Linked DNA regions of Homo sapiens: region 2 is linked to region 1. Evidence: chromatin loops called from intact Hi-C (ENCODE). Cell type or tissue: HepG2. All regions are shown on one strand. Links, peaks and the distances in the headings refer to the core of each region. The heading gives the core; the rest is flanking DNA.

The links. A loop is a pair of places that touch in the nucleus more often than their neighbours do. Peaks named below come from ENCODE experiments on the same cell type or tissue, not always from the same donor. Only the 100,000 strongest peaks of a DNase experiment are listed, where the experiment ranks them.
Region 2: it touches region 1 in a loop (8-fold over the local background); 3 of 110 quality-filtered maps call a loop at or near these places.

Annotation. Positions count from the first base shown.
Region 1 is chr5:135,983,990-135,995,246 of GRCh38, reverse strand. No RefSeq gene overlaps it. Among named protein-coding and RNA genes, the nearest start is that of LECT2, 35 kb to the right of the region's middle. In HepG2, for the core only: a CTCF peak has its summit at 5,328; DNase peaks (open chromatin) are centred at 1,216 and 5,366.
Region 2 is chr5:135,888,863-135,900,119 of GRCh38, reverse strand. It overlaps IL9 (interleukin 9), which reads left to right and starts at 4,279. Exons shown (of 5, transcript NM_000590.2): 1 at 4,279-4,417; 2 at 4,530-4,565; 3 at 4,648-4,680; 4 at 5,969-6,100; 5 at 7,610-7,874. The coding sequence starts at 4,304. The coding sequence ends at 7,729. LOC124901074 (a long non-coding RNA gene) reads right to left here and starts at 9,664. Exons shown (of 3, transcript XR_007058947.1): 1 at 9,319-9,664; 2 at 7,517-7,678; 3 at 3,972-4,422. In HepG2, for the core only: a CTCF peak has its summit at 8,121 (motif pointing right); a DNase peak (open chromatin) is centred at 5,159; H3K27me3 peaks cover 448 bases.

The sequences.
Region 1 (11,257 bases), core at 1,205-9,204:
CAGTGTGAGTGGGGGTAAGGCACAGCATCCTGTCTCTACTTTCATAGTTGACATGTCCACTTGAAGTTTCAGCACCATGTCAGTTTGTTTAAGGTTGAACTCTTGATCTAACTCCCAGTATCTCCCAGAGTTTTCTATCTTAAAGAATGGTTGGACCATCCATTCCAGAGCCTGTGAGCCACCTCTCTCACCATCTTCACCCTCATCCTCCTTAAGTACATTCAATTTTGCCTTCTACATCTCCCTTGAAGAAGACTTTGTCCTTCATTTGCACTTTCATCACCCAAGCATCCAAATCCAAGCTCTTACAGCCTCTTACCTAGAATAGGGGCACAGCCTCCTTACTTGCACCACAGAGCCCTGGCAGTCCACCCCCAACACAGTACTCAGACTGTGCTGACAGAAAATTCCCAGCAAAAGGAGAGGGCCACTCTGACATGGAATGTCCTGACATCCAAGTGTCATTATCATTTAGCAACCTCCCCCATCAAATACGACAGTATTTCCTCTTACTTATTATTTTATTAAAAAATGTTATAACTTTGAGATGAAACTATGCACTAAAAAGTAAGCTAAGGGTCAAAAGAATTGAGGGCTGGTTGTTTGAGTTGCTGTGGGGCCACTGAGTTTCCCCAGCTATAGAGCAGAGTTAGTTACTAGAATCTGCTTCTTCTCTCTTGCCCACAGTTGTTATGGAAATAACTTATGTAAAATGTTCAGAATTAATTACAATGAACATATACAACTAAAGCACTCTTATGTCTCACTGACATGAAATAATAAATTTGGATATATGGACATCTGGTTGACAATGTGACATTCCAAGATCTAAAACAAATTTGATGATGTAATTAAATACCAATCTTTCTACTTTTACTTGTATATAGGACAAGATCCCTCGCAGAACCTATTTATATGTATACTTGGAGCTGGCCTCATGGTCACATAAATCATAGGAAAATTTGGAGCAGATGTTGCAGGGTAGCTGGAATTCTCCTGTTAGGACTGCGTTTTAATGGAAAAATGACACAGAGCAGACTTCCCACATGCTTCACAGATAGAGTAATAGAGCTACTTGAAAGGAACATTTATATTCTAGATAGGCTGATTTTTAATCAACAAACGTGATTGCTTTATTATTGTCTGGTCTCGGATGAGTCATTCAGCAGAGTGCACAGGCATTTCCGGACAGGAGGGGAATGGGCCACAAGGGAGAAAGCTTTACAGTACCTTGTATGTCTGTCTGTCTGTCAGTGTGGCCTTGAGCTCTTTCTCCTCTTGCTGGTAGTAGAGATCTTCCCTGGGGCCTTTGACAGTGGCCTCCCATGGGCTTGCAGCCTCAGAAACTTTTATTTGCGAGGAAAGGGGTAAATGTGAGCTAAACCTGAAATCCCACGAATTACAGAAAAGAACTTGTTGGCAGCACACACGCAAAGATTTTCGAAATCCTCTGTTTCGCTGGTGTTTATGCATTTGAGCCTGTTTCATCTGAAGTCATTGTTTTGAGCCTTGTTTGGAAGAATTTTCCAGACATGATTTTCTAGGGAGGAAGAATGTCATTCAGAAGACAAAGGCCTGTGCTTCTGAGATAAAGTAGGTGATGTTCTGCTTCAGATGGCCTCTGGCTCCCTGGCTTTTATCCTCCCTTTCATGTTACCAAGTAGAGCTTCAAGAGCCGTAGTCCAGATTTTCTTCTGCTTCTTCTTTTGTAACTTGGAAAATGAAGACGTAGAACTAGAGTGTTCATTGTGGGAGGTCTAGTGGATAAATGGATGAGAAATGACTTAAGCCAAACAATGACTCAATTAGATTTTCTGACATAGTATCAGTTTGTTTAACCCTGCTGATCCAATGAGGTTAGGTGTTCTGAATAACTGAGAAGGGTGTTCTGACATAGAATCAGGTTGTTTAACCCTGCTGGTCTCAGTGAGGTTAGGTGTTCTGAATAACTGAAAACACCTCCTTAGTCGGGCAGCCATCTTTGATTTCAGGGGAGGTTTGGGGTGGGTGCTCCGAAGAACAGGGACTGTACCAAGTGCCCCCTGAGTGTGTGTGGGGCTTGAGGAAGGGGGAGACACAGAAGACACGCTTCTCTTCCTGCTCTGAGCCCAAGGGTGCAGAAGGCCCCGCCATTGGTGTTCATCAGGAGAAAGGCAGCGGCAGCCCCAACTCCTGGCTTACACTGCCTCAGAGTAGCAGGGGTTCAGTGTGGCGGAGTGAATGATAAGATGAAGAAGAATGACAAGCATGCCTTGAATCGGACAATCACTTTTCTCGTTGAGGTAATTACAAGAATCATGAAAAGCAGGTTAGATATTATCAACTAGTTTTATACAGAGAGACTTGTGCATGATTCAAAAGAGTCAGTGCCAAAGCTAGACCATGTTGCCTTTGTCATTTAGATGGATCGCTTACTGCATTTACCATTGGAAGCTGGTTGGCCTACATGCTTCTGCATCCTAGGAAGCTCCCACACTTAGATCCTCTGAGGTATCTTCATAGCTTTGCAGTACATGATTCCTAGATAGACAAGTTTGGAGCAACCGATAACCCCTATGTCAAAGCTGAATTTGTTTAGATATATTTTATGTACATCAAAATGGAATTTACAATACATGTCAAAACCAGAGGGAAAACCAGTGGCTGTGATCTGAATTTGTTTCCCCAATGTGATAGTACTAGTAGATGGGGCCTTTGGGAGGTGATTAGGTCATGAAGGTGGAGCCCTTGTGAATGAGAAAAGAGGCCCAAGGAAACTTGCTTGCCCCTTCCACCACATGAGGACACAGCAAGAAGGCTCCATTCTATGAACAAGGAGGTGAGCCCTCACCAGACAGTGAATCTGCCAGCACCTGGATCTTGAACTCCCTAGCCTCCAGAACTGTGAGAAATAAAATTTCTGTTATTTGAAAGTCACCAGTTTATGGCTTATGGCATTTTGTTATAGCAGCACAAACAGACTAAGATACCAGTCCTTCTGTTTTCTGCCAGAAAATTGCACCACACTATTGCTTTTAATCTTTTTTCTTGGGCCAAGTTTAGACAAGAGGCATCAACTCTAGGTAATTCTGAATGCAGCAAGACATACAGAGACACCTGCTGCTGGAAACACTGGGAACTTCACTGAAGAGCAGGAGGGCCAAGGACTCAACTCTTTATAAATACTAATTGCATTAAGTAAGCATTTTTGGATTTCACATGTTTATAGCTTAAAATACTTGCAGAACTTGCAAGAAAAACAACAATAAAAATGAAATATTTGATGAACTAGATATTACCAAGGGGCACCTTACTGCAGGGAAACGGTGTGTAGACTTGTTCTAAATGAAATTTGACGTTGTCATGAGTTATGGATACACCTCAAAATCATGTGAGAGTGTGATAATTATCCCGGTCTGAGAAAGCCTGCTTCACTATTGCCATAAAGTTCAAGGCACAAAGTGCATGAGTATTATTTTTGCCTTGCAGTCAACCAGCGGAAAATACTGGTTTTGAACTTGGAGCTACCAAAGTGTACCTCTAAGTTACTTTTTGATTATCTCAGCATAAATTTTCTTCACATGTTTGCTAAACAGGGCAATATTGCCATGGATACCTTCCACCATCCCATAGCTTCCCTGACACATTCTGGCACTTACTCTCAAAGCTACCACGTATGACACTGATTGAACACATCAGCATGTCATTTGTTCTCAGCGCGGATGGGAAATCCGGAGAAAAGGCTGCCTAAAAACATAATGCAGAGAGAGGAAACATAAAGTGGAGAAGCCTGGGAGGGGTGGAGACACAATCGGCCTTAGAAAACAGCTGGGGGGTACTGAACTCTTTCCTAGCTCCGGGAGCCTCCATATTCAGGCTAGAAAAGGTGAGGTGATACAACGTGGGGCAGAGGGCAGAGAGGGAGGAGACTGTGGCACACACAGAAGGTGGGGGCAGCTCTCCTTGCACCTGGACTGGCACTAAGAGCCAGCAGCCTCGTCACCCCAAGGCGCCACTTTCAGGGGGCTGCTGAGCAGCCTTTGGTGTCTTCACACACCGGTGTTGTGCTGAATGACAATATCTTCTCTGCGCTCACTTTGGAGGCCTCTTTGGGAACTGACAATTCTGAATTGTGCGTTTGGCTGCTGAGAGAGGCTGTCAGGACTCCAGATATCTGTCTGATGCTCCCTGCCCGACTGTGACGGAGAGACTACAAGGGAGTGCAGCACAGGGGCGACAAGTGCTCCTGGGGATTTGCTGCCTGCATGGCCTCCCTAAAGCCCCTGCCATCTGCCCACTGCTCTCCACTTCCGCTGCCAGGCTGAGCCCAGCCGCGGATTCCCAAACGCCCCTCATGGCCCTTCCTTGGCCCTGATTCACCAGTCTCCCTTCTCTTCTCCTCACTGCGGCTGCAGTGGCTTCACTCCGCCCATACGCCTTCAGTGGGTTCCCCTTTTATTCTAAGACAGAATTCAGCATTTTTCCTACGCTGTGTGCAGTCCTACGGGGTGGGCTTCTCTGCTCTTCCCCACCCCTGGCCCCACCTCCGGCTCCTCTGACGCCACATTTTCTGCTCTGTCTCAGTCCCTCGGGGCACACTGGCTGTCTTCTTGCAGGGCCGTGGTGCCTGCTGCGCCCTGTGCCTGGACTGCCTGGCTCTCCTTTCCCCTGGCGCTGCTCCAGCACCCTCAGCACCTCCAGCACCCCCAGCACCTCCAGCACCTCCAGCACCCTCAGCACCTCCAGCGCCCCAGCCCGTCTTTCAGATCTTGGCTCAGGCATCACTTCTTCAGAGAAGCCTTCCCTGACCCTTGGCCTAGGCCAGGTCCCCTCATTATGCGCTAAGATAGAACCACCTTCTTTTTCTTTATGGTACTTCCCCAAGTTCCTAACGGAGACATTAAGCACATAATCACACTGCTGAGTCCAGGGCTCTTGGCCTGGAACCTAAGCTCCACAAGGGAAGGGCAGGTGCTGCTGTTGAGTAACCACTTAATCCTCAGCTCCTAGCACAGGGCCTGGCACAGAGCAGGGGCTTAATAAATATTCGCATTTTCTCAACTATGCCCTCTAACTTAGTTAGATACCAACTTCTCAACCTCCACAACCAGCTGTGATGAGCAGTTCACTTTTACTTGCATTATCCTTTTCTTTCTTCTTTTATATTTAACCTCCAAAAAGCTGACTTCATCAAAACCTAAATAAATGCTTTCTTTTATAAACGACTCTCCTTAATGATAAATCATGCATAGAGCAAGGAATAGGAAAATGTAACGTGCTTTTATTTCTTTATCTCTATTTGCCACCGTGAATTGACAACAATTTCTGGGCAACTCTCAACCACTTGGTGACGCCAGATCATAGAGAATTCAAAAGGGGCCAAGGTCAGAAACCAGAACCTCATCAGTTAAGCTCCTTGTCATAATTAGAGCTTCCCAGAGCTGACTGTCCTCTGTGCCTGGACAGCCAGAGATGTGTACACGATTCCAAACAAATATAAGCGAATGGGTCGCAAGTGCTACTCCTCAGCACTCCACATTCTCAGGAGCTGTGACACTGGGACAGTGCAGGTCCTGAATGGTGAGAGACCTTAAGGCTTAAAACCACACATGGCATTACCTGACTTCAAATTATACTACAGAGCTACAGTAACTAAAACAGCATGATACTGGCATAAAAACAGACACATAGACCAATCAAACAGAACAGAGAATTTAGAAACAAATCCATATATCTACAGTAAACTCATTATTGACAAAGGTGCCAAGAACATATATTGGGAAAAGAACCTTCAGTTCAATAAATGGTGCTGGGAAAACTGGACATCTATATGCAGAAAAATGAAAGTAGACTCCTACCTCTTGCCATATTCAAAATTAAAATCAAAATGAATTAAAGACTTAAATCCAATACTTTAAATGATGAAACTACTACAAGAAAACATTGGAGAAACTCTCCAGGACATTGGTCTGGGCACAGATTTCTTGAGTAATACCCCACAGCCACAGGTGACCAAAGCAAAAATGAACAAATGGAATCACATCAAGTTAAAAAGCTTCTGCACATCAAAGGAAACAGTCAACAAAGTGAAGAGACAACCCACAGTATGGGAGGAAATATCTGCAAACTACCCATCTGACAAGAGATTAATCCCCAGGATATATAAGGAGCTCAACAACTCTATAGGAAAAAAAACTAATAACCAATTAAAAATGGGCAAAAGATCTGAATAGACATTTCTCAAAATAAGACATACAAATGGCAAACAGATATATCAAAAGGTGTTCAACATGACTGATTATCAGAGAAACACAAATCTAAACTACAATGAGATACCATCTCACTCCAGTTAAAATTGTTTATATCAAAAAGACAGGCAATAACAAATGCTAACGAGGATGTGGGGAAAAGAGAACCCTTGTACACTGTTGGCGGAAATGTAAATTAGTACAACCACTATGTAGAACAGCTTGGAGGTTTTCCAAAAACTAAAAATAAAACTGCCATATGATCCAGCAATCAATCTCACTGATAGGCATATACCCAAAATAAAGGAAGTCAGTATATTGAAGAGATGTCTGCACTTGTATGTTTATTGCAGCACTATTCACAATAGTGAAGATTTGGAAGCAACGTAAGTGTCCCTCAACAGATGAATGGATAGTGAAAGTGTGGTTCATATACACAATGGAATACTATCAGCTCTAAAAGGAATGAGATCCTGTCATTTGCAGCAACATGGATGGAATTGGAGGTTCCATGTTAAGCAAAATAAGCCAGACACAGAAAAACAAACTTTGTATGTTCTCACTTACGTGTGGGAGTTAAAATTTAAATCAACTGAAACCACCGAGTTACAGAGTAGAAGGATGGTTACTAGATGCTGAGAAGGGTAGTGGGGGGTGCGGTGATGGGAGGGTTAATGGGTACAAAATATAATGGAAAGAATGAATAAAACCTAGTATTTGCTAGCACAACAGGGTGACTATAGTCAATAATAATTTAATTGTACATTTAAAAAGTAACTAAAAGAGTATAATTGGGTTTTTTGTAATACAAGGGACAGGTACTTGAGGGGATAGATGCCTTATTTGCCCTGAGGTGATTATTATGCATTGTATACCTGTATCAAAATAGCTAATGTATCCCATAAATATATACAGCTACTATGTACCCACAAAAGTTAAAAATTAAGAAAACACACACTTGGCCACAAAGAATATTATTGTGAATAAACCTAATTGACATTCACGCATAAGAAAAATATCAGAGCATCTCAGCTTAGAACTTGCCAGCAGACAAGCACACTGAAAGAGCAAATCTTTCTGTTTGAGGGCTGGCTATAGTGAGGGTTGTTGACTTCTTACATTCATTCACAGAACATTTGGGAAAGTGGTGGTGAGTCGGCGAAAGAGACTCAGAGACACACGGTGAATTGCCCAGCTTCTCAGATCGAGCTGATGGAAGAACCAAGATGAAAACTTGCTCCAATTACAGCTAGTTTAGGGTTCTTGTGTTCAGTACACAATTATAAAAGGACTTGATAAGATGCGGACTAGGGACCACTTGCATCAAAACCACTCCAGGGAGTTTGCGGGAACACCCTGACTCCAAAATTTCTGGGGATGGGACCCAGACATATGTATGTTCAACACCCTTACAAGGATTCTGATGTCTACTACCAGGCGAGAATCACATAGCTGGACTTAGCTTTCTGTCTTAAAAGCTCACGTGTGTAGAGTAAAGCCTATGATCTTCTTGAATCTCTTGGTTGAAGTCACTGGTCCTCGGGCTGAGTAAAGGGACTTCCACATTATGAGAACTTGGGGAGAGAAGGAGTATATTGCTAAAATTAGATGAATTATTTTGGATAAGAGATGAGCATTCTTCTCAGTAGTTTCTAGTGGAATTGATCCAACCCACAGCTTAGACTTAAAGTCTTAACATAGTTCTTGTAGCTTAGGGCTCAGCTAGTAGAATCCAGGGCCTGCCAGTTGGAAGAGGATAGAGGCACTGAAGGGCTACACCCCAGCAGTAGGGGGAAACAGAACTAGGTAAGCCTTTGCAGGGACCATAGCCCAGCTTTCAGTCATCTCCATCTCTGAAGTTCTTTTGAGCTCATCCTGGCTTGTTGCAAGGCTTAGGAGTCTGGCAAAAGGAAACACAATCCACAATCCTCTCTGGAATTATAACCTCCTATGAGTCTTCTATTTCTACAGACATTTTGTAAATACAACGTCCCCACAAGATTAAAAATAACCAGGGCCACTGAAAGACAAGGCAACCCGAGAAAAAAATAAGACAAACTAGAGAAACGAAACAGACCCATAAGAATTTCAGAAGCTAGAGTCACCACACTGACTTTAAAATAACTATGTTATTAAAAGGGAAGCTTAAGAGTTTTATCAGAGATCTAAAAATTATAAAAATGAATCAGAAAGGCATGGTGGCTCATGCCTGTAATCCCAGCACTTTGAAAGGCCAAGACTGGAGGACTGCTTGAGGCCAGAAGTTTGAGAACAGCCTGGCTCGGCAAGACAGTGAGACCCTGTCTCTACAATTTTTTTTTCTTTTTTAAATTAGATAGGTATAGTGGCGTGCACTTGTCATCACAGCTACTTGGGAGGCTGTGGTAGGAGGATTGCTTGAGCCCAGGAGTTGGAAACCAGCCAGGACAACATAGCAAAACCCTGTCTCTTCAAAAAATACAAAAATTAGCTGGACACGGTGGCTTGTGCCTGTAGTCCCAGCCACTTGGGGGGCTGAAGTGGGAGGATTGTTTGAGCCTAGGAATTGGAGGCTGCAGTGAGCTATGATCATGCCACTGCACTCCAGCCTGGGTGACAGAGCAAGACCCTGTCCCCTGCTCCCCCCAAAAAAGAATCAAATGGAAATTTTGGAAATTAAAAATACAATAACTGAAATTAAGAACTCAGTGAAGAGAGAACTAGTCAGTCTTCTCAAGGTTCAAAATGACTTGAGAGAGCAGAAAAGGAGACTGTGGCTGAGGGACTGATCTGGGGTGAGGAGTCCCATGCAGGAAGGGACTTGTGTCATTTGAATCTCCTATTGGTGCCAAAGCAGGAAAGACCCTGGTTTCTTATCAGCTTTCCCAGATGTGGAGAAGAAAGGGAAGAGGGAAGGGTGAGGCTCAAAAACTGCCAGCAAACATCAGAAAGTGGAGTCAGACTCCTTATTACACAGAACAAATTACTTAATGTAAAGAATGATATATTTTCTTCTAAATTTACCGTCTTATTAGGTGCTATTTTCCTGCCTATTTTACATTTCCTTGTCCCTCCTTTCTTGCCCTCTTTTTGATTATTTCTATATTACACTTGCCCCTCTATTAATTGGGAGTTTTATATGATTTTTAAGTCATTCCTTTAATATTCATCCTAGAGATTATGGCATGCATTACAACCTATCAAAAATTTAATATTAATTGGTGTTTTTGTTTCATGTGGGATAATGCAATGATTTTATAAAACACTTATATAACTCTCTGCTATTATTTGTATTTTAATTGTTATATCTTTTAAACACCACAATACATTATTTTTATTTTATGCAGTTGCAAATCATTTAGATTCACTCAGACATATTCAATTTTTATCATTCTTTGTTTCTTTCTGCATCTCCAGACACCCATCTTCAAACCATTCCTCTTCAGAAGGAATCTTTCCTTCTCCTAGAAAGATGCTTTTCAACATTTCCTTTAGTGAAAGACTTCTGGAGACAAATTCTCTCATTTTTTGTTTCTCTGAAATTTATCATGTCACCACTTCTTAAAAACATTTATTGGTAGCTATAGGATTCCAGATTAGCGGTTATATTTTTTCAGCACTCTGAAGATATAATTCCAATACATTTTGGCTCCCATTATTTCTATTTTGAAGACAGCTGTCAGTCTAATAGTGGCTACTTTTAGTCTGTTTTTACTTAATTTTGGCTGCACTTACAAGTTTTGTTTGCTTGCTTTTGTCTCTGGTTTTTAATAGATTTTCTTATGTGCCTAAGTGTGGATTTCCTCTTATTTCTCTTTAGGGTTCCTAGAGCTTTAGAATCTGTGCTTTGATATCTCTTATTAGTTTTGCAAAGTTCTCTGCCAGTGTCCCTTAAAGTATTGCTACCGATTCACAGCCGAATTCTACCAGAGGTACAAGGAGGAACTGGTACCATTCCTTCTGAAACTATTCCAATCAATAGAAAAAGAGGGAATCCTCCCTAACTCATTTTATGAGGCCAGCATCATTCTGATACCAAAGCCAGGCAGAGTCACAACAAAAAAAGAGAATTTTAGACCAATATCCTTGATGAACATTGATGCAAAAATTCTCAATAAATTACTGGCAAAACGAATCCAGCAGCACATCAAAAAGCTTATCCACCATGATCAAGTGGGCTTCATCCCTGGGATGCAAGGCTGGTTCAATATATGCAAATCAGTAAATGTAACCCAGCATATAAAGAGAGCCAAAGACAAAAACCACATGATTATCTCAAAAGATGCAGAAAAGGCCTTTGACAAAATTCAACAACCCTTCATGCTAAAAACTCTCAATAAATTAGGTATTGATGGGACGTATTTCAAAATAATAAGAGCTATCTATGACAAACCCACAGCCAATATCATACTGAATGGGCAAAAACTGGAAGCATTCCCTTTGAAAACTGGCGCAAGACAGGGATGCCCTCTCTCACCACTCCTATTCAACGTAGTGTTGGAAGTTCTGGCCAGGGCAATCAGGCAGGAGAAGGAAATAAAGGGTATTCAATTAAGAAAAGAGGAAGTCAAATTGTCCCTGTTTGCAGATGACATGATTGTATATCTAGAAAACCCCATTGTCTCAGCCCAAAATCTTCTTAAGCTGACAAGCAACTTCAGCAAAGTCTCAGGATACAAAATCAATGTACAAAAATCACAAGCATTCTTATACACCAACAACAGACAGAGTGCCAAATCATGAGTGAACTCCCATTCACAATTGCTTCAAAGAGAATAAAATACTTAGGAATCCAACTTACAAGGGATATGAAGGACCTCTTTAAGGAGAACTACAAACCACTGCTCAAGGAAATAAAAGAGGATACAAACAAATGGAAGAACATTCCATGCTCATGGGTAAGAAGAATCAATATTGTGAAAATGGCCATACTGCCCAAGGTAATTTACAGATTCAATGCCATCCCCATCAAGCTATCAATGACTTTCTTCACAGAATTGGAAAAAGCTACTTTAAAGTTCATATGGAACCAAAAAAGAGCCCGCATCGCC
Region 2 (11,257 bases), core at 1,249-9,248, 95 kb after region 1:
GAGAACCAGACACTGAAAGAGGCACAGGCAGATGGCAGTGATTGCTATGGTCAGAGAAGGTCTTGCTGAGGAGGTTGTAGTTGAGCTGAAAACTAAATGATGAGAACAGGTCACGTAGGGAGGAGCTGAGGAAGGAGCCAGCAGGCCAAGCTTAGCAAGGGTAAAGGCCTGGAGGATGGAAATGAAAAGAAACTGATGTGACGGGAGGGTAGTAATGAGGGGGTATCAAAGAGCGAGGCACCTGGACCAGACCAGACCACATTTCCAAACAGAAACATGCCTCATTCCTGAGAGTATATCCCAAATGGAGCACTCCTCTCTTTCATGAGGAAGGGCTGGGTGAAGGCTTACATTCCTTTCTCTAAGTGAGTGAGCACTGGGGGTGCATTGGTGCATGGAAAGGGTAAGTAACCTGCCCAAGGAACACCAGTGGCCATGGATCACTTGACCCTGAGCCAGCTCCTGAGGGTAGCAGGGAAGGTGGGTGACCCAAGGCCTGCTGGTCAAGCCAAGACTTAACTTGTTAATTCATTCACTTTTCTCCTAACTTCAAAATGTGGGACTTTTCCTAGTAAACCAGAGCCTGCCTGAGATATCTTTGCTGCAGCTACCGGGTTTCATTGAGAGAAGATCTTTGGTTCATTGGACCAGCGAGCTCACTCCACAAAAAGCCTCAGGAAATGGCAGGCCCCCAACACTTCGGATAATCTGGCAGTCTGTGGCCCAGGTCCCCTGCTCCCTTCCCTCTGTACAGATACCTGACCTAAATAACCAGATGGGGAAAGGGAGAAGAGACACCTGAGCAACCAACCCCTAGCTCTACCCTTCCCAGGACTGGAGGATAATAGTTGATGTCTTCAGAAAATGTGGGGTGGGGTGTGGGAACTCAGCCAGGGGGTGGCCAACTTTTCCTGTAAAGGGGCCAGATAATAAATGTTTAGGCTTTACGGGCTACATACGGTCTCTATCACACATGCTTGTTTTTATTTGTTAATTATTTCTTTATAAACTTTAACCCTCTGAACCCTTAAAAAGGTAAACACTGTTCTTAGCTTGTAGACCTTACCTTCAACCTGAAAAGTGGATTACAGTTTGTTGACCGCTAACCTCGGCTGCTTTGCCCTAACAAACTTCAAACCGGATGCCACTTAAACCAAGTTAGGGATGGAGCAGCTGTTTCTTTTAATCTCTATGGGAGTACCCTGAGGGGAGCCTTCACTGACAACTGCATCCCTAGATCCCCATTCCCACTTTCCACATCACCATCCTCACTTACGAGTGAGTGAGAACTGACAACTGCAACTGCATCCCTAGATCCCCATTCCCACTTTCCACATCACCATCCTCACTTACGGTCAGGAAATGGAAGCTGGGAGAGGCCAAGCAATCCCCCAAGGCCATGGAGCTAGCAAGTGATAGAGGCAGGACTTGAACTCAGGCATTCTGATTCTAGAGTCACCGGTCTTAACCACTGCACTGTACTATCCCCTGCTAGAAACTAGAGCTGTGGCTTTCTCTTCTTGGGCAAAGCCCCCATCTGTACAACAGGAGGGGTGGGGTGGTGTTTTCCTCAATATGAAAGGCATACCCGATGGCAGGTGAAATGATTTCCACGGTTCACACAGAGAGCATCAGATAATATTGATTCACAGAATGAAAAGATGATTGCCTTTTCACATCTCTCTCAAGTCTTCCAATAATGTCAGGGAAGGAGGTTTAGTCTGATGGTAATGTATCTTTAAAATCTCTCCAAAGCATGCTAATTTTCTTTTCTTTTCTTTTTAAACAAGAACAGGTTTTATAACTCAGGATCCTCAGTAGGCAGTGATAGCTAGCTAGAATTTTAGTATCACTGTTGTACTATTATTATTACTTCTCTTGTTAGTCTCATGGTTTTATTTTTTATTGCCTTTCTGAATATTTGCTATTTATGAAAAATGTTAGTGTTGCCATTGCTGTAATTCTCTTGTCCATTTCTTCATAGTTATAATATTGCTGCTGAAGCTCCTGCCATCACACCCAAATTGGAATTAAGGGGAAAGACAGGGTTCAGCCACTTTTGTCTCCTATTACCAGGAAAGCAAAATAATTTTACATACTTTGCATTGATCGAAACATGCTGCATGGCTACATGTAGCAGCAAAAGAGGCTGAAAATGTGGGTGTTTGGCTGGATACATTGGTACCCCAAACTAATCAGAATTCTACCATCAAGAAAAAGGCATACATCCAGTGCTTTGTAACAAAAGTGTTTGCCACAGGCTGGGAATCCTTTGAGTTTTCTCTTCAGTGTCTGCAAAGAGCAGGGATGGAAGTCAGAGATGTGGGATGGCTTAAGGGAATTTAGCAAAACACCTGTTTCTCTTTACCTTGTTTACCACCAAGACACTCCCTTCCCCATAGTGCAGTGGAACACTGACGAGCCATCATCACTCCTAAGAAACAATACAAAATGAAAAAAAACAGTATTGCCATACTCTTACAGTGGAGGCGAGGAAATCTTATGAGTTTGTCCCCACTGGCTATTATAGTTCAGAGTGCTAAGCTAAAGAACCCCTCACCTTTTCAATCTACTGTGTAGAAGCTATATTTACTTACCTGCACATACCTCCAAATATGTATCCTAGAAATCAGATTTGAAATCTTATAAATCCCAGAAGTAGGAAGTTCGTATTTCAAGAACTACTTTTCAAATTAGTGTTTTAATTCAACAAGCATTTAGTGAGTGCCCACAGTTCCCCAGGCACCTCCTTAAGTGCTGAGAATATAGGGGTGAACTGGACCCATAAAGCCCTGGAGTATATATCCTGGTGGGAGAGGCAGATAAAAGATCTGCAGAAAAACAGGAGTTCAGGAGGATTAAGAGCTGAAATCAGGAGGCAGACTTCTGGGCTTGAATACAAATTCTGCGGCTTCCTGGCTTTGTGGTTTTGGGCAAATTACCTGCCTCTCTATGCCTCAGTTTCTCCATCTGTAAGATAATAAGAATAATTATAGTACTTCATAGAGTTACACTGAGATTGCTTTTTTGACTCATAGTGATTAAACACAGCCATACTGAAGGGCCAGGAAGCTAAGATGTAGACAGTGTTTTAAAGGGTAAAAAATGGTGATGACAAATTACTCCCCACCTCATTTGGCAGCCGAGTGTATTACATGGCTTAATGCATGTAAAGTACTTAGAAATGTTGCTAGTATGGTCAGGCCCAGTGGCTCATGCCTGTAATCCCAGAACTTTGGGAGGCCAAGGCGGGCGGATCACGAGGTCAGGAGTTCAAGACCAGCCTGGCCAACATAGTGAAACCTCGTCTCTACTAAAAATACAAAAAATTAGCCGGGCGTGGTGGAGGGTGCCTGTAATTCTAGCTACTCGGGAGGCTGAGGCAGGAGAATCGCTTGAACCCGGGAGGCAGAGGTTGCAGCGAACCTGGATTGTGCCACCGCACTCCAGCCTGGTGACAGAGGGAGACTCTGTCTCAAAAAAAAAAAAAAAAAAAAAAGAAATGTTACTAGTATGTAGTAAGTTCTCAGTAAATGTTAGCTACTATACTCTTTCAAGTGCTGGGTTTTTACTTGATGTCATACAGTGTTATATAAGATCTCCAAAGATACTGAGGAGTCCTCAAGGCCAATTTTAACAAGCATGGTTGCCGCATTCTTGTGCTTATAGTTGAACATTTCTTCTTTCAGACACTTGCACAAAGGGATACTTCTAAGATGCATTTGCATTAGGTGGCAAACTTCATCCTGGGTATGAAAAACATTGAGATTTGGGAATAAAGCATAGTAAGACTGAGGTTGCAATTACTAAAGGAAAACCCCAACAGAGATAAGTGAAGTTCTGCAATATCATGCACCCTCCCCCAACCCGCTCTGTCTCCCCAGGCCCCCCTTCGTTAGAACACCCATGACTGGCTATATTATATCAGCATTTCCCATAATGTAAAAAGGGAAAATACAGACCTGGGCGTTCATGGAAAGTATTCTAACTCTCACAACCAGAATCCCTGTCTTTGAATTTTTTTTCTTGGTTTTTAGATCTTTAACTTTTCCTTCAGCATTTCAGTACTCAACTTTTTGAAAATCATCTTTTCTGAGGAATGATATTTCCTGGCACAGCATCATCTCTGTCAAGTGACTCAGTTTGATTTTTTTGTTTGTTAGTATAAAGTGGCCCCAACTTACAGAGAAAAAGTGGGCTCTTGGTATCAGTTTGATGTCAGGGTTTTTCCGTGTTTGAGAGGGAGCTTTAAATACCACTCGATTTGAAGGTGTCTGCAAGCGAGCTCCAGTCCGCTGTCAAGATGCTTCTGGCCATGGTCCTTACCTCTGCCCTGCTCCTGTGCTCCGTGGCAGGCCAGGGGTGTCCAACCTTGGCGGGGATCCTGGACATCAACTTCCTCATCAACAAGATGCAGGTAGGCTGCAGGGGGAGCCCATGGGAAAGACAGCTACTGACAAAGTGAAATATGTATGAGGATGAAAAAACTCGGGGCTGACTAAAGGTTCTTATCTCTCTATCTACTTTAGGAAGATCCAGCTTCCAAGTGCCACTGCAGTGCTAATGTGAGTGAATGCTCTTTAAGAACTTTCCAAATTAATTTTAATTTTCACATCTGGAATCTTCACTCTGAAATTTCCCTTGCAGGTGACCAGTTGTCTCTGTTTGGGCATTCCCTCTGTAAGTATAGTGAAATAACATAATGTTGACCTTGGATTTTTTTGGTTTGTTTTTAAGTAAAAATAAGTTGCTTTATTTAATATTTAATGTTATACATTGTTGCTTAATTTAATTGTTACAGATTAGTATTCCCTGTTAAAACCACATTGTTACAAATTATTCCCTTTTAAAACTACGATCTTGAAATCCTATATTATGAACATTTCTTTGTATTTAATTAACTTTATGCCTCTTGAGAAGTTTGAACACTTTTCAACATTAAAAAAAGAATCCTGAATATCTTTTTAGATAGGTGGCCATGTGCACAATTAAATAAAACTGGAACTAAGGATATAATAATTGCTGTAGCTCATATCATATTGCTTTCTAACTCATTTACTGATAACTCTAGAGTTGTGAAACAATGTAAATAAAATGACAACTCCTTATCTTTCATCTGTCATGAATGATCTATGCGCTATACCTCCCCCTCCCTGCCTCCTCCCTTCCTCCCCACCACCCTGTTGTCTGTCTAGCTGATTAGAGTGACTGTTGGTTTGAATGCTGCCCTCTGGGCAGGTAGAGGATCTGAGGTTGTGAGTGGAAGGAGGGCTTCCAGAGGGCCACTGCCCACTACGGCAGGAAGGATGGGTGGCAGGAAAGTTCTGATTCCTAATTCAAACTCCTGGTTAGGGTGAGGAGGAGGCACTTCTCCAAGGTGCAGTGCTTTATTCTTTCTCATGCAAGGCCTGGGAGAATCTGAAGAATCTGAGCTTCTTGCCCTGGCTAGGGTAAGACATCGCACCCATCGCGGTCCATCCATTAGATGAGAAGAGGATAGAGTGCCTTCTGGGCAGGAACCAGGCAGACAGCACAGCCCCTGTCCCTTGGAGTACCGTCCATGTTTTTAGCTGCTGCTGAAATACCAGCTGCATTCAATTGTCACATCCCATTAGCTGGTGTGAAAAGGCTTTTCCTCACTCTGCACTTTCAGACTTACAAGCCTTGAAGCCGGGAAGCACCCGTTGAAAAGAACATTCAGAGCCGACTATTTCAGGGCCCAGAGCCCTCATGTTTCCTGGATGTAACATACAGGAAGTCTCCTCCAGGGGATGTCACTGTGGAAAAATGGCATCCCCTTTAAATACGGGAGATCACTTCCTACATTGGCAAGGGACCTGTCTAAAAATAATGCAAGTTTGAGTAATGGTGATTAAATAAAAATCATCTCTATTATATTGCTCTTTGTGATATATTTCCAAAGCTGTCCTCAGAATATTTCTTTGAATAAATCCTTACTATTTACCAGGACAACTGCACCAGACCATGCTTCAGTGAGAGACTGTCTCAGATGACCAATACCACCATGCAAACAAGATACCCACTGATTTTCAGTCGGGTGAAAAAATCAGTTGAAGTACTAAAGAACAACAAGTGTCCAGTAAGTTTGTTTTCATATGTGATATGTTCCTGTTGGTGATTTCTATGTGAATGGTGATGCCAACCCTGTTTGAACACAAAAGGATGATAAAGTTGGAATTGGTAGTTCAAGGTTGATAAAAGACATCTAAGAATTTTAATCAGAAGTAATATAATTAAAGTGAGATCCACTGAAACAATAGAATTAAAGTGAGATAGATCATTGTTCCTGACGAGGCCATTTACTTCTCTCTACTATGGAATAATGAAAGAATCCTTTCTGAGTGTAATTAGAAGCTACAATCTAGAGAATCAGGGATGTAGCTCACATAATACTAAATTATCCTAGAGATTCAATGTACTAACTGAATGGATGTTGTTAACAGGGATTTTTTTTTCCTGTTGGTTAAGGAGGTTTTGTTTTGTTTTGGAGACAGAGTCTTGCTCTGTTGCCCAGGCTGGAGTGCAGTGGTGCCATCTGAGCTCACTGCAGCCTCTGCCTCCCGGGTTCAAGTGATTATCCTGCCTCAGCCTCCCGAGTAGCTGGCATTACAGGTGCGTGCCACCATGCCTGGCTAATTTTTGTATTTTTAATAGAGATGGGGTTTCACCATGTTGGCCAGGTTGCTCTCCAACTCCTGAACTCAAGTGATTTGCCCGCCTTGACCTCCCAAAGTGCTGGGATGACAGGTGTGAGCCACCATGCCTGGCCTGCATTAAGGAGGTATTTAAAGGGCAATGCACCCAGGTCAAGGTGGAAGCTTGCTACTCATCCTGAATGCCCATCCACACATTCTTTTCTTCAGCATATACCCTAGTCCCTGACAGCAGACTGGGATGGCAAGTTGGGTAGAGGTGACCTCCCTCTGTTTTTTGGGTATTAGCATCTCCACACAAGATCCTAGAAGGCTGAAAGCCCTGAGCTCAGCTGTTTAGCTGCATGCGTTTCTACCATCAATGGCATCTAGTTCTAAGTGCTTAATATATGCTGTCTCACTGAATAAATACATACCTTAGGGACAATTATTCAATTTATTACTCTCAGTGAGGTTAACTAATTTGCCTAAGGCTGCATATTTGATAAGTGGCAGAGCTGAGATTTGAACTCAGGCCTATATGACCTCAGAGCCCCACTCTTAGCCATTGTACTGTCAAATGACCTTGGAAAGACAACCTAAAAGGATAATGATACAATTTTAGGCCTCAAAGAGTCCCCAGAAAAGGCTTTCTCTAATGCAGAGATTTAGGGCCACTTAATAGGGGTGTGTGTGTGTGTGTGTGTGTGTGTGTGTGTGTGTGTGTGTGTGTAAAGACCCCTGAAATCCAATTTGAGGTCAACCACCTATGCTGTCTTTACACCACATGAGCTAGCCTGGACCTGCCCACCTATTTGCTCTGTGTCTCAAGCCACTTCCCTTCCCATCCCCACAATCCTCACCACCGACTCTGGCTCTTGGCAGGTAGGCTTCTGGGGCTGCTTGGCTCTACATCATTTGAGTCACTCTGTCCTTATCAACTTTCATCCCCACAGTATTTTTCCTGTGAACAGCCATGCAACCAAACCACGGCAGGCAACGCGCTGACATTTCTGAAGAGTCTTCTGGAAATTTTCCAGAAAGAAAAGATGAGAGGGATGAGAGGCAAGATATGAAGATGAAATATTATTTATCCTATTTATTAAATTTAAAAAGCTTTCTCTTTAAGTTGCTACAATTTAAAAATCAAGTAAGCTACTCTAAATCAGTATCAGTTGTGATTATTTGTTTAACATTGTATGTCTTTATTTTGAAATAAATACATATGTGGAAAAAACAACATGAGCTGGTCTCTTGGCAATTATTCATTTCTTGCTGCTCAGAACAAAGAAAGCTACAAGTGTTGTTAAGGGGAAGAATAGATCAGAGACTCCTGTAGGAGTCTCTGTGATAAGACTCCTGATGCTGAATACAGACCCTCAGGCTCATAGGCTGTGGCTGGAGCTGCAGGAGGGCTGCAGGGAGCAGTTACAAAGAATGTCTATGAGGACCATCTGAGGGTTGCCACTAGGGGAGGCTGAAGGCATGTCTGACACTGCTAAGAGGGCTAGGGTCCTGAGAAACTGGCCTTGTGCCTGAAAGAGGAGAAGGCAGCAGCTTGGAAGTGGGAGACTGCTCAAGAATGTGGGCATGCAGAATAAATGCTTAATAATTAAGTGCTTAACCCACTAGTTATGGTAGGAAGTAGATATTATTATTATGCATTTCTGTTTTATATATACTGAAACCAAAGCTTAGAAAGTCTGCATGGCATTCCCAAGATCCCACAGGTGGTGAGATTTAGAAGAAGGATTCACCCCTCGTGCTCTCTGCTTCCAAACCCTTTGCTGTTTGCATTCTGCCCCTTTCTTATTCTCTTTATACCAAGGGTGTGCATTGTGCTTCTTCCAACCACAGCCTGAGGGTAAAATAGACCCATCATAATTCCAGTCCACACTCTCATATCCAGAAACCTAGGGAGTCAGGTTTCAGAATTCAAGCTTTTTAGCCTTTTAGAAAGTTAAAACAATCCACGTGCCATATATTACATAACACCCACAGCAGGGCCTGGGGCAAGTTTCCATAATTAAACATATCAATTCTGCAACAGTCACTGAAATGGTCAGGTTTTGCAGCCAAATGAGTCCTAACAAATCTTGAGTTTTCGCAGCTGTTTGGATTTCAGAATAATGATAAGAAATTAGTAAGCTGCATTAACAAAACAGCCTTTCTCTAGCTCATGCCCTATTTAACAAGGGAGGTGGGGGTGGGGGGCACTCTTACGAAGACATTTTATGTGGGGCTGGGCTGGGTGTCTCCAGGAGGGATAAAGGTTTCTGTAGCTTCCTGGACAGCCAGCCACATGGAGTTCCAGATCACAGCTGAAGGGCCTTCTCTTCTCCTCTCCTCCATGTGGGTTTTCTGAATGACTGGCGCCAGACATAGTTGAATCATGTGACACTATGTGGTTTACCACCTGTGGCATGGGGAGACACCAGCCCAAGCAGGATCCCAGCAGGGACAGATACTGATGGTTGGTGATGGTTTCAGAATATAACTCGGAAATGCAATGTCTTGCCAGAGGAGACGGGCAGAGACGAGCTTCCACTCACTGATGCAGATTAATCACCAGCATAGCTTGGTGCTTTCCCTAGGCTTTTCTGCAAAAGTCACATAACCTGCAGTGTTCATTCCTGCAGGCAAGCTCCAAGGAGGGTTCACTTACAGTAAAGTGTGCTATAATTACCATCTTCTCTGTGCCAGGAGAGTTGAGATTCATCAAGAAGCCACCCTGGAGAAAGGAGAACTAATATTTATTGTTTACTCTGTACCAGGCAGTCCTCTAAGCCTATTTTGTAGAATATCTGGTTGGATCCTCACAACAACCCCATGAGATATTTATATAATTGTTGTATGTAATTTTTCCCACTGCACAAATGAGATAAGTAGGCCCAACGAGGTTGCATAACTTGGCCAGAAGCACGTTGCTCACAAGCAGTGAAGTTGCTACCCTCTCCAGGTTGCCAGGCCCCAGGCAGAGTTGTTTCCAGCAGATTCCAGATCAAAGCACACACTGCAGGCCAAGATGTGGCCAGCCATAAAGCTAGCTTGCCCATCTATCCATCCATCCCTCCCTCTTTACATCCACCCAGTTTGAAGCAGGAAGATGCTGTGATGTTCAAACCTCACAATTCCTCTCCTCCCATTGTCACATTGTCACTCTGCTTCATTGACCCCAGACCAAGACCTCCCTTTCTCTGCAAAGGAAGGCCTCAGCAGAAACTCAAAGAGGACCTAAAGGTCTTCATTCTTTATTTTTATCACTTTAAAAACATGGCTTTAGCTAGGCACAGTGGCTCATGCCTAAAATCCCAGCACTTTGGGAGGCTGACGCAGGCTGATCACTTGAGCCCAGGAATTTGAGATCAGCCTGGTCAATATGGTGAAACCCAGTCTCTATGAAAAATACAAAACTTAGCTGGGTATGGTGACATGCAACTGTAGTCCCAGCTACTCGGAGTCTGAGATGGGAGGATCACTTGAGCCTAGGAGGTCGAGGGTGCAGTAAGCCATGATTGCACCGCTACACTCCAGCCTGGGCAACAGAGCAAGATCCTGTCTTAAAAAAAAACAAACAACAACAACAGCAGCAACAACAACAACAGCAAACAGATGGCTTCATTGAGATACGCTTCATATACCACATGCAATACAATTCATCCATTTGAAGCGTATAATTCAATATATTTTAGTACATTGGCAGGTTGCACAACCCTCACTTTTTAAACTGTGTCATATTATCTGTAAATAGAGGTAACTGACTTCTTTTTTTCCAACTTGGATGCCTTTTCTTTCACTTCCTTGGCTAATTTCTGGCTAGAACTTCCAATACAATGTTGAATAGAAGTGGTGAGAGTACACATTCTTGTTTTGTTCCTGATTTTAGTGGGAAAGGATCCAGTCATTCACGATTAAATATTAATATGATGTGAGCTGTGGACTTTTCATAAATGCTCAGTATCAGGCTGAGAAAATTCCCTTTTATTCTCAGTCTGTTGAGCACTTTTATCATGAATGAGATTGGACTGTGTCTGATGTATTTTCTGCACTTATTGGTATAGAGGTTATTGATACAGAAGTTAATTCTTGGCTTTAGAGTTTCCAGTGGTAACCTTCCTAGCCCTGGGATAGAAAGTAACTCCTTGGACTATGGAAGAGAAGTCCGAGAGGAGAGGATGATGGCAGACACTATTGAGTTCCCTGGAGAAGAGCTCTCTGCCTGGCCCCCAGCAGAGCCTCGGGGTAGAGGGCAGAACTCCTGGGGAGGGTAGAAAACCAAGAGTGAAGGGCACATGAGCTGTATCCCCTGAATGGCCTGGGAGATGACACGAAAAGAGAATGCCTCTTGCCACCACACCTAAGGTGTGGTATAGGGAGGACCACCCACTGGCCCTAGGAAGCTGGGCTTGATGCAGCCCCCTGAATAGTTTCAACGGAGAAACCAAAGATTTTCACACAGGGCAGAGAGGGGCACTGATGTGTCTTGGAGGATGGTAAGGCTGGAGAGGCCTTGGGATGGGCACATATGTCAGGCTCGGACCACGGGACAGGGACCAAATGGGACTGAAGATGCTTATACAGAAGCCACCCTGGAGGGAAAGCCA